Regions from separate parts of the Mus musculus genome. Here region 2 is linked to region 1. Evidence: chromatin loops called from intact Hi-C (ENCODE). Cell type or tissue: left cerebral cortex. All regions are shown on one strand. Each heading gives the region's core, and the rest is flanking DNA. Links, peaks and the distances in the headings are about the cores only.

Region 1 (5,858 bases), core at 375-5,374:
AGCCAGATAGTGGTGGTACACACCTTTTATTCCAGCATGCAGGAGACATTAACGGGGGTTGGCAGTTTTTTAGCTTGTAATCTGTGAGTTCAAGGCCAGCTTGGTCTACAGAGAGAATTCTAGGACAGCCAGGGCTACACATTTGGAACAAGGTATTACTGAGTAGCTCCGGCTGTTCTGGAACTCATAGATTTCCTATTTCCTTAGTGCCAGGGTTAAAGGCCTGAACCATCATGGGGTTTCTGTTTTGTTTTGTTTTGTTTTGTTTTGTTTTATTTTATTTATTTGCCAGGCAGTGGTGGTGCCTGCCTTTAATCCCAGCACTTGGGAGGCAGAGGCAGGTGGATTTCTGAGTTCAAGGCCATCCTGGTCTACAGAGTGAGTTCCAGGACAGCCAGGGCTACACAGAGAAACCCTGTCTCGGAAAAAAAAAAAAAAAGATTTATTTATTGTATTTATATGAGTACACTGTCACTGTCTTCAGACACACCAGAAGAGAACATTGGATCCCATTATAGATGGTTGTGAGCCACCATGTGGTTGCTGGGATTTGAACTCAGGACCTCTGGAAGAACAGTCAGTGCTCTTAACCACTGAGCCATGTCTCCAGCCCAGGGTTTTTCTTTATACTCAGAATCCTCAGACATCCTCTGCCTCCCAGGTGCTGGGATTTCAGGCTTGACCCACCACACCCACTATTAAATATTAAGAGAAGCAGAAGTCAAGATTTGACCAGAGGGCACAATTCATTGTGAGAAACAAAGGTTGAGGATAAGTGAAAAAACAAAACAAAACATAACAACAACAAAACCCCCTAAATTCAGGTGATAAAAGCTGGGGGTGGAGGGTGCGTGAGCCTTTTTCCTGGGGGACACTTGAGTAGAATTTGAGGATTACCAAGTAACCTTGCTGTTGCCTATCTCAGTCAGAGGTTTCATGAAGCTCAGAGACCGGTACAAACCTTGGGCAGCAGGAAATTCAGGGAGTGAGGTTGAGGCACAAGGGATCAAGGAAAGGGCAATTTTGACTTTTGGAGGGGAAAAAAAATGTGAGGAACCACTGGAGACTTTTCAGCAGACAAGTGCCCATGGTTTTCTTTCTTTCTTTAACGTCCTTTCTTTGTACTTAATGGGGTTTCTTTATGTAGCCTTGGCTGTCCTGGAACTCACTCTGTAGACCAGACTGGCCTTGAACTCACAGAGATACCTAGGGTTTTCAACAGCATCGTTCAGCATCCGGGCCTCCTTCAGAATGGATGCTGGGTGGCAAGGTCAGGAACAGGGCTATCTGTGACAGAACTAGTGCAGGAGTTCAACTCAGATAAGGGACCTTGGGCCTCCATCATAGTGGCATGTGTGTTTCCTGAGGGCTTGGGAGTGGGGTGTGCAGGAAAGAGGACTCTCAACAGCAAGATTGTCCTAAACAAAAGGAAAGCTACTGCCATCTACAGAGACAGAGAAGGCTCAAAGACAGCCTCTCTGATTTCCCTGCTATTTCGATTCATTTGATGATTTTGATGGACGAGACGAACCTAGTCATATCTGGTCTGTGGGCGTTCAAATGGGAAAGTCAACCCCCTTTAAGTAGGAAAGCCAGGAAAAGAAAAAAAAAAAAAATGCCTGGAGACATTCGGGTTTCTACACTAGCACTCCTAGGGCAGACATGCCCACTTCCCGACTTTTCCATGAAAAAGCATTAGAGGTGCGCGTGTCTGTGAAAGATGGAATGTTACAAAGTGGCCCCAGAGAAACTTTTCTGGAGAGAAAGCGCTTGGTGAGCACATTAAAGGGCCGGTTTTGGCCCTCTTCCACTTCCTGCCCTTCGGCGTGGTTTCGCAGCAGAAGCACAGAAAGGTATCCAATGGACACCTCAAGAACAAGCCAGATGCGACGCACATCCGGCGAACACGCGGGCTTCATACGAGCTGACGCTGCAGGCTCAACCCCGCCGGCAACCTCCCAAAACCCACTCCTAGCTCAACTTTCACAATGACAACAACTGGCGTATCGGGCCGCCCCTAAGCAAGCATTCTCTTTTATGACTACCCATGCACCCCAGGACTGAGGCTTCCCCCCCGCCCCCCATCTCCCTTCAACTCCCCACATCCTCCCACTACGGATCAAAGGAAGGATCAACTCAAGTCGCGCGAACACCGCTGATCATGCGCCACAAAAAAAAAAAAAAAAAAAAGATCGGTAGGGTTGGGCGACCCAAAGATTCTCCCTCCTCTTTCCATTGGTTCCAGTCGCCCAGCTCGCCTCCCCTCCTAGCGAAAGGCTGCCGCCCTGGTGCGCTTGCGCATGCGCGTCGTTCTCGTGGCGCACTGAGCAGGCGCAGCCGCAGGCCCGCCGGAGCGGGGCGGGTGTAGCGGCGCGCGCAGCCTCCCGGCGCTGGGCTCCCTTCTGCCGGTCCCGCCCTCCGTCGCGGCGGCGCGGTGCACGCTGGGATAGGGAGCGATCTCCGAGCGAGGCGGCAAGATGGACGCGGGATTCTTCCGCGTAAGTCCGAGCGCGGGGATCCGGGGAGAGGCGAGAGGCTTGTTTGTAAGACCCGAGGGGGAGGCGCTCAAAATCCCGGACAGGACGGCCCGCGGAGGAAGGCCTTAGAGACCCCGAGGGGGTTCGTGGGCAGCGTCCCCCGGCCTCGGCGTTGCGGCCGAGACCGGTGCGCCCCTGCGCAGTCTCCTCCTCCGGGATCGTCCCCCCCTACGCGGCGGTGGCGGTGGCCGGAAAATGGCGGCGGGAATGGGCTGGAGCCGAACCTCACCGGCCGCCTGGCGAGGCCCTGTAGGCCGGGCGCCGCGCCGGCCGCCCGGGCTCGGGGCCTAGCGGAGCCTCAAGGAGGAAGTCTTTAGGGGGAGGCCGGTGGGAAGCCCGGGGCGGCTGCGGGGTACCGGTTGTATGGTTTGGGGCTCCGTCCTGAGAGGTGTTTGAGGAAAGGGGCCTTATTATTTTTTTTTTTTAGTGGCAGCTTTGGAGAAAATGGGTGCCCCCCCCCCAAACCCCGACGTACAGCGTCCACCCTCTGGGTCTTAAGCTTTCCCGGCGGCGCAGGGTCAGAGTTCGTGAGCGCTCCCGCCCAATTTGATAGCTCTTCGGGGAGGGGAGCTTAGATAATTTGTAGTTGGAACATTTGAATCGGAGGCTTTTGGAGTGAACGGTGTGTGCGAGGGTGGAGACAGATTACGGTTGTGACTCCGTCGCGCTTCCCGCTCTTCGCTAGCACCCTTTCCCAGCGGCCCATGTCCAGGCAGGGGACGTTACCTTGGAGGTGGTACATAGATCCCACACAGTAAGGCAGTTTATTAGGTCCACTTTGGAAGGAAAGTAGCTACAGGTCGAGATCTAGATGTATGGGAACGTACACTTGTGGGATTAAAAGTAGCAACAAACCCTTTAGGAATCGCTGATTCTTGTAATGCAGAGTAGAACCTTGTAAGACAGCTTGGTAAAAATCCAGATACCAGCTCTCTGTCATACCACTGCTTAGAGTTTTGCATTCTCTGAATCAAGCATATAGTTTACAGTTTGTGTGCATTTTTAAAGAAAAAATTGGAAGGCGGGGGAAGGAGGAGGGAGATAATAAAGGTGCTTCTTGTATGTGGTTCATGAGAGCTTGCCTAGTATGAACAAGACACTGGGGTCTATCTCCAGCACCTCAGATACTTGCACTACAAACTAGGCACTTAACCTTTGTAGTCAGTACTCATTTCTTATGGCACCGAAGTTAACACTTAAAAACAGTCGAAGGTTTCTTTCACTTGTCAATTGTCTCTTTTTCTCCCCCCACCCCCTTCAGTTTTTGTTTTGCCTTTTCAGGAAGTGGTTTATGTGTGTAGCCTTGGCCATCCTGGAACTCTGTAGTCTGTAGGCCAGGCTAGCCTTGAACTCAGAGATCTGTGTGCCTCTGCCTCCCGAATGCTGGGGTTGAATGAAGACTTGCACCCTGGCCAGGCTTGTCAGTTATTTCTAGTGGAAAGGAGATTGAAGAACTAAAACAAAGCGATATGTCAATTTTCAGGCGAAGATGTCCTTTGAAAAGGACAGGATCTGGAAAATAACCCACTTTTTAAAATATTCTTTTTACACTTACTTAAATGAAGTAGTTTTGTTTTCCCTGGGTTGGGTCTTTTGGGGGCAGGGGCAGTTGAAGTGTTTTGAAACTGGGTTCTCTAACCCAAACTGGCCTTGGACCTAGAGAGTCCTGCCTTGACTTCTCAGTACTAGAATTTCAGACATATGCTACACACTGACAAAGTGGGGGATTTATGTTCTGAGTTAGAAAAACTTACTAGGCAGTGGCGCACACCTTAAATCGCAACACTCTGGGAGGGAGGGGAGGCAGAGGCAGGCAGATCTCTGAGTTTGAGGCCAGCCTGGTCTACAGAGTGAGGCTACATAGAACCCTGTCTCAAAAAAATTTAAAAAGGGGAGAATGGGGGTGGGGAGGTAATTTTAGATCAGTTACCTAGTACAACCTGATTCTGAGTAGAATTCGATTTAAGAATTGGTGATAGTAAGCCGGGCGTGGTGGTGCATGAAAAACCAAAAAAAAAAAAAAAAGAATTGGTGATAGCATTCTCTCTCTCTCTCTCTCTCTCTCTCTCTCTCTCTCTCTCTCTCTCTCTCTCTCTTTCTCTCTCTCTCTTTCTTTCTTTCTTTCTTTCTTTCTTTCTGAAGAGGTGGTTGATAAGATCAAAAGCAGACCAGGACAGCTTTTGAACTTTTTTTTTTAATATTTATTTTATGTATATGAGTACATTGTAGCTGTACAGATGGTTGTGAGCCTTCGTGTGGTTGTTGGGAATTGAATTTTAGGACCTCACTCACTCGGGCCCAAAGATTTATTTATTATTATTAATAAGTACACTGTTGCTGTGTTCAGACACAGCAGAAGAGGGCGTCAGATCTCATTGCGGGTGATTGTGGGCCACCATGTGGTTGCTGGGATTTGAACTCAGGACCTCTTACCAGCCTGGCTTTGAATTTTATTTTATTTTATTTGAAACAGGGTTTCTCTATGTAGCCCTTGGCTGTCTTGGAACTCACTCGGTAGACCAGGCTGGCCTCAAACTCAGAAATTAGCCTGCCTCTGCCTCCCAAGTGCTGGGATTAAAGGCATGCGCCACCACTCCTGGCTGGCTTTGAACTCTTTAGAGATGGCCTATCTCTAAAGGTATATGCCACCACTCTTGGCCCAAAACTTTTTTTCTTTTTCTTTAAAACCTTTTTGGTTTTGCAGTACTAGGGCCCATGCACCATGCACCAGGCTCTGCACTCAGTCACAGCCTTTCTGGATCTCTTTCCGGTGACTAGGTTTGACCTTTCCACTGATATCCAGTGCTTATGCCGTGTAATGATCAGATGACGGTGGTTGGCATACCTTATCACCTCAGACATCCATCTCTATTTTTTGCTTCATTGCCATTAATTTGACGTAAAGAAAACATTCTCAGAGATTAGGTTGTGTGTTCTCAAGAAATATGGTAGCAGAACTGGCACACTTTTACAGGGTTGTTGTTGTTTTGTATTGTTGGTTGTTTTTGTTTTCCTTCTCAAAACTTAGTTTTGAGACAGGGTCTCACTCTGAAGCTCTAGCTGTTGACTGGTCTGGCCTGCAACTCATGGAGACCCTCCTGCCTCTGCCTCCTGAGTGCGGGCATTAGAGGTTTTGGACACCATACCCAACCCAAAACTTTTTGCTGCTGATACAGTCCTGGGGATCTCACCCGTGTGTTGTGCATGTTAGCTGAGTGCTCTTGTCCCTCTGCTATTCTCAGGCCAAACAAATGTTTTCAAGGGAATGGAGCTAGTCCGAAAACTAATCTGTAGATTTCAAGTCAGAGCCAGTTACTTCCA
Region 2 (5,858 bases), core at 641-5,640, 500 kb before region 1:
CAAATTCCCGACGTAAATCTTCAGACCTAAAACATCATGAAAAAACTCAAACTTTTTATGCTCACATTCCTGAACATGTTCACATTTTTCAACATCACCTTAAGGAATATAAGGATTGTGGTTGATAATAGCATATAACCCATGGATCCTTATACCCCTGCCTTTGCCAACAAGCTTTCTGAGCTACAAGGTGGCACACACCTTAAAAATTCCAGGACTCAAGAGGCAGAGTCTAAAGCTAGCCTGGTCTACAGAGGAAGTTCCAGGACACCTAGGGTTAGTTACATGGAGAAACTCTGTTCTGAAAATCCAAAGATAAACAATGCATCTCGGGATGGGGATTACACCATACAAAGGCAGCTCAACTTTAAATCCACCACTGTGAAATCAGAGGTAGAGGGATCTGGGAGTTCCAGATAAATCAGGGTCAGTGAGACCCTGCCAAAAAAAAAAAAAAAAAAAAAAAAAAAGCGCACGCCTTTGATCCCAGCACTTCAGAGGCAGAGGCACGGGGATTTCTGAGTTCGAGGCCAGCCTGGTCTACAAAGTGAGTCCTTGACAGCCAGGGCTACAGAGAAACTGTCTCGAAAAACCAAAACAAACAAACCCGGGTCTTCACTGTTCATAAAGGGCATGTCTTCAACTTTTTTAAAAACTGAAAGACTGCTGCTGGTGGTGAACACCTTTATTCTCAGCACTCTGGGAGGCAAAGGCAGGAGGATTTTTGCTAACCTGTCTACAGAGCAAGTTCCAGGTCAGCCAAGGCTACAAAGAAACTGTCTTTAAAAAAAAACGAATAAATGGCAAAAACAATCATCAAATATTCTAGCATTCTGAAAAGTATTGTATATTTGTTTTAAGGCAGGTCTCATTCTAGTCAAGTTGGTTTGGAACCCAATTTCCAGCATTAAGCATTCCCATCACATCCCCGCTTACGCTAAAATTGTTCAACAGGGTCAGCCATTAAAAATCTGAAATAAAACCATCACAGTATCTACATACTTCATACTTAAGTATTAAAACGACAAAATGGAAAAATTTTTAAGTCGTTAATTAACCACTTTTGTTTTATGCGTAATGACAAAGAGGATACAAAACTCCACAAAACAAGAAAAACCCAAAACCTCAGTTTTTCTTCGGAGTTTATTTTGTACGAACACGAAGAGTAATCCTGTGATAAAAATCTCTTCTGAAAAATTCCGAAGGCAATTCAAAGCAAAGGACAAGCTGTGAAAACAAAGCCCTTTACCAGGCGAGACTCGAACTCCCAGACCCGTCTTCTGAGTGCTGGGGCTACGCCCGGAGACAAGGCGGACTTTTATTAAAAGTACCGCCTCCGTTCACCCAAGTTAATCACGAAGGTCCCTAACGGGAGCGGTCTCTCCAGCACCTCGTTTTCAAAGAGATTTCCGCGAAAACACGTGGATCACTCCATTTAACCGAAAAATTGTTACACTCGCCCCAATCTCCACGACTCCTCTCCCCCACAGCAATCTCGAATCCACTCATCACCATCCACACAGATGGGGGAGATGGAGCTGCAAACCCTCCCCTCCGCTATCCCGTTATCCCACTCGCATCTTTTCCATCTTCTGACTTCGTAGCCCGAGCTGACCTCCGACTCGCGCCGATCCTCCCGCCTCGGCTTCCCCGAGTGCTGGCCTGGGCCGCCCCGCCTGGCAACCCTTTTCCCGTTTTCAACAACAAAAATCCCTTTCAGGCCGAGGGGGGCGTGCACCTCATGGAACGTGGACGTCGGATCCATGAGGGACACACACGTCCGGCCCGCCGGCTCGGCCCAGCCGCCGAGCACGCGGGGGAGGACGGGGCCCCCGAATGCCCGCCACGCGGCCCTCACGCCTGCTCGCTCGCCAGCGCTCGGCCCGGTGTCCGCCCTTGCTCCTGCAGGCCGGCGGCGCGGCCTAGAGCCGGCGCGGGCCCCGCCATCTTCGCCCCGCCCCTCCCCCGCGCCACGGCCGCCGCTCGCCGGGCGCCCGCGGCCTCCCTCCCCCGCGCAGTAGCTGCTCCGGTGCGCTCACCTGGTGTCGTCCGCCACGTTCCTGACGAACAGAGACGTGTTAGGGGGGCGCAGGTATCGGGACATGGTGGCGGCGGGACTCTGGGCCGGCGGCGCTAACGGGCTCGGGCAAACCGTCCGCAGCTCCGGCGGCGGCTCACATCCACTCACACCACACTCGCACAGACCCAGAGGGCTCCGCTACGGCAACTGCCTCTTCTCGCGAGACTTGGCTCCCGCCTCCAGGCCCCCTCCCACCTCCCGCCCCGCAGCACCGGCGGAGGGGGACAACGGCTTTTTCCCGCGAGATCTCTGGGCGTGCGCGCGCCGCCGGCCTGACGCGCGCACCGCGGCCTCGCTGCCGTTCATTGGCTCCAGGCGCGGGCTCCTCCCCTCCCCCTCTTTCTTTCTTTAGCGCTGCGCTTTCCCGCCCTTTCCCGCCCGGCCGAGCCCGCCATCCCTCCTCCTCTCGGCGAGCGCTCGGGTTAAACTACCATGACCGGGCTCGGGAGCCTCGGAGCCAGCTAGAGGCTGCTCCGGAATCCGCTGTTCGGAGTTGCGCCTGGGCTTCTTATCAGATCTCTGGCCAGAGAGAGGAACTTAGAGATTCTTTGTGGGGTTTGGGGGAGGGGCAGAGCTTTCGGCGTGCCGTGCGTGCAACTCTCTGCCTTTGCTGCACATCCGCGTCACCTAGGCACGCAATTCCCTCCCCGTGAGACCCGGGCCCTGCTGTCCTTGTCTCTGTTGCTCACATGCAAGGTGCCTGAACCCCTTTTCCAGCCTTGAAGAGGTGGTGTTTGTCTCTTTGTTGTTTTCTGGGGATCCAATCTAGGTCCTTGGATTTGCTAGCCAAGTTTCTTCCCACAGACCTGCCTGCACCCTAAGACAGACACTGCCCACTCACCCCGGCCCATCGTCCCCCTCTTGCTCCAGTCCCCCTCCAACTTTCAGTCCTCATCATGGGACTCCCCAGCTACAAAAAAACCTTGGCTAGCTGGTTTGCTTTTCTCCCTCTCCTTTTTTCTCCTCTCTTCTCCCTCCCCTCCCTCTCTCTAGCGCCTCCTCCCCTCTATTCCCCACGTTGAGGGAGCGGGCTCAGTGCTTTGTTACTAGTTCCCTCTTTGGCCTCCTAGGGCACCCATACACAAGTGGGCAATACACTTAGATTTTTATTATTGTTTTTGTGTGTGTGGTTTTTTGTTTGTTTGTTTGTTTGCTTGCTTTTCGAGACAGGGTTTCTCTGTACAGCCCTGGCTGTCCTGGAACTCACTTTGTAGACCAGGCTGGCCTCGAACTCAGAAATCCACCTGCCTGTGCCTCCCAAGTGCTGGGATCAAAGGCGTGCGCCACCACTGCCCAGCGCCCTGTTTTTAAATATGGCTTATATGCGTTAATATCTACGGAGTTCAAACTTATGAGTGAGAAGATGCACACATCACTTCCCTCACATACATCACACAGTCTCTGGTAAACATGAGGACTGCGGAGAGAATGAGAGTATGACCAAGAAGAAAAGCAAGAAGTCCAACACCCCTTGACCACCAGGCTTTTGGGCACGTTGTGCAATTTACCAAACAGCAGCTCTGCCAAAGGAGTGGTGTGAAGGAGGCTGTACCGAAGGCCTTCAGGAAAGTACTGCCCGCTGGGAATGCGTCTTCAGTATTTTGTTTGAATCTTTGCTTTATTGCAAGATGGTATAATTGATTTAAATTATAATTTGGTCATCTGGGTGGGGGAATAAGTTGCTGCAAATCTTTTTGTTCGAAAGCGACTAGAGAGGTGGCTCAGCGGTTAAGAGCACGCGCTGCTCTTCCAGAGCACGGACCTGAGTTCAGTTCCAATGTAGGTGGCTCACAGCCGCCTGCAACTCCATCTCTAGGGGATCCAGCACCCTCTTCTGACTTCTGCGGGCACCGGCACACCCATACCCACACACACATGCTCACATTTCTCTCTTTCTGTTTAAAAGCGCAGGGAGGATTAGAAATACCCGACTGGCTGGCAGATCGATGTAACCCAATAAATGAACATTTCTTAAGAAAGGCACTGTAATTTCAGTAGCAACCCAGGAAGATTCAACCACGTAGATGAGCTCCCATCAGCCAACTGCTTCTGGCTGTCACCATTGAGATAGGTGTATTTACATAACATGTTGCACTGGAGCCTTCTCTGTGAGCAGCTTGGGTGTACAGTGTGCCTGTCAATCATCTCTCTCTCCTGCTGTGTGAAGATGATCTGTTCCGCCTACTTCTCCACCCATTACATCCTGCAGAGAAATAGGAATATTCCAGGCAATTTTTGCTTTACCCCCTTCTATGGTCTACGTACCATCCATAAGTGACCTCCAAGGCCACGACACTGTAGTTTCTCTGTCCAAAGGAGCAAAGGTAGTGGTGTGTTTGAACCAGTAACTTCTCTAATTCTCTAGCATCCGGGATCTGTTTAATGGGTGCCTGGTTTGCTTCTTCTAGTCAGGCAATGTTTTGCTCATTGAATTTATCAATAAATTCTCCAACAAAGACATCATGTTTTTAAAAAAATTACATGGATAGTTAACTGCTATTGATATAGTAGAGAGATGGTCTCTCGGCAAGCAATAACATATATATGTCTGTGGATAGAAAACACAAGATAAGCATGGCATTGTGGGGCATGCCTTTGATCCCAGGTGCTTGGGAGGTAGAGTCAGGAGGATTTCTGTGAGTTGGAGGACAGCCTGTTCTATACAGTGAGTTCTAGAACAGCCAGGGCTACACAGAAAGACACTGTCTTTAATAACAACAAAAATACAACCCAGGTTAAACCTACTTCCACACACCTAGGACCCATTACACTAGTTTTAACATTTATTTACATAGACATGCAAGCAAAAACACTCAAACACTCACTATGTAGCCTTCCTTGGTTTGGAACTAGACTGGTCTCATACTCACAGATTGCCTCTGCCTCCTGAGTGCTGGGATTAAACGTGAACACCACTCCCAGACCTCTTACTTTCTTTTAACTCCATAGCCCTGGGTGATCTGGAACTTTCTATGTAGACCAGGCTTGCTTAGAACTCACAGAGATCTGCCTCTGTCTTCCAGGTGCTGAAATGCCTGAGCCACCATTCCTGGTCCTCCCTTTATTTTCTCAGTGATGTGGTAATATACATCCTGACTAAAGTGTGAAGAAATCTCTCAGTAGCTTTAATTTGCATCTTCTTGATGGCCAAGGATGCTGAACCCTATTTGAAATACTTATTGGCTATTTATGTTCCTTAAGAACTGTCTGTCCCTGGCCTGAGTGAGCCAGGTTGGGGGGGGGGGTCCGAGAGATCGGGCCAGAGCAGAGGGAGAAAGGGAAGGGGGAAAAAAACCTGTCTGTCCAATTATTGGTCCATTTATTTTATTTTTATTTTGTTTTTTTGTTTGTTTGTTTTTGGTTTTTGGTTTTTTCGAGACAGGGTTTCTCTGTGTAGCCCTGGCTGTCCTGGAACTCACTTTGTAGACCAGGCTGGCCTCGAACTCAGAAACCCACCTGCCCCTGCCTCCCAAGTGCTGGGACTAAAGGCATGCGCCACCACGCCCGGCTATTGGTCCATTTATTGATGGTCAGGTTGTTGCTATTGTGTGCTTCCCCATGAGACTTTTTTTTTCCCCCCTGAGACAGGGTTTCTCTCTGCGTATCCCTGGCTGTCCTGGAACTCACTCTGTAGACCAAGCTGGCTTCAAGCTCAGAGATCCGCCTGCCTCTGCCTCTGGAGTGCTGGGATCAAAGGCGTGTGCCACCACTGCCCAGCCCTCCCTTCGAGACTTTTAAAACACAAACCTTTGATTTTGTAAGTATCAAGTGGTGTGCA

The links. Hi-C counts contacts between places; a loop is a spot of excess contacts. Peaks named below come from ENCODE experiments on the same cell type or tissue, not always from the same donor. Only the 100,000 strongest peaks of a DNase experiment are listed, where the experiment ranks them.
Region 2: it touches region 1 in a loop (14-fold over the local background); 2 of 42 quality-filtered maps call a loop at or near these places.

The regions. Positions count from the first base shown.
Region 1 is chr4:135,349,737-135,355,594 of GRCm38, reverse strand. It overlaps Srrm1 (serine/arginine repetitive matrix 1), which reads left to right and starts at 2,449. Exons shown (of 18, transcript NM_016799.4): 1 at 2,449-2,498. The coding sequence starts at 2,478. In left cerebral cortex, for the core only: no CTCF peak of the experiment used is centred there; DNase peaks (open chromatin) are centred at 1,352, 1,915, 2,319 and 3,006; H3K4me3 peaks cover 2,671 bases; H3K27ac peaks cover 1,983 bases.
Region 2 is chr4:135,852,473-135,858,330 of GRCm38, reverse strand. It overlaps Srsf10 (serine and arginine-rich splicing factor 10), which reads right to left and starts at 2,260. Exons shown (of 6, transcript NM_001080387.2): 1 at 2,040-2,260; 2 at 1-26. The coding sequence starts at 2,104. In left cerebral cortex, for the core only: a CTCF peak has its summit at 3,928 (motif pointing left); DNase peaks (open chromatin) are centred at 2,296, 2,640, 3,974, 4,154 and 1 more place; H3K4me3 peaks cover 2,566 bases; H3K27ac peaks cover 3,048 bases.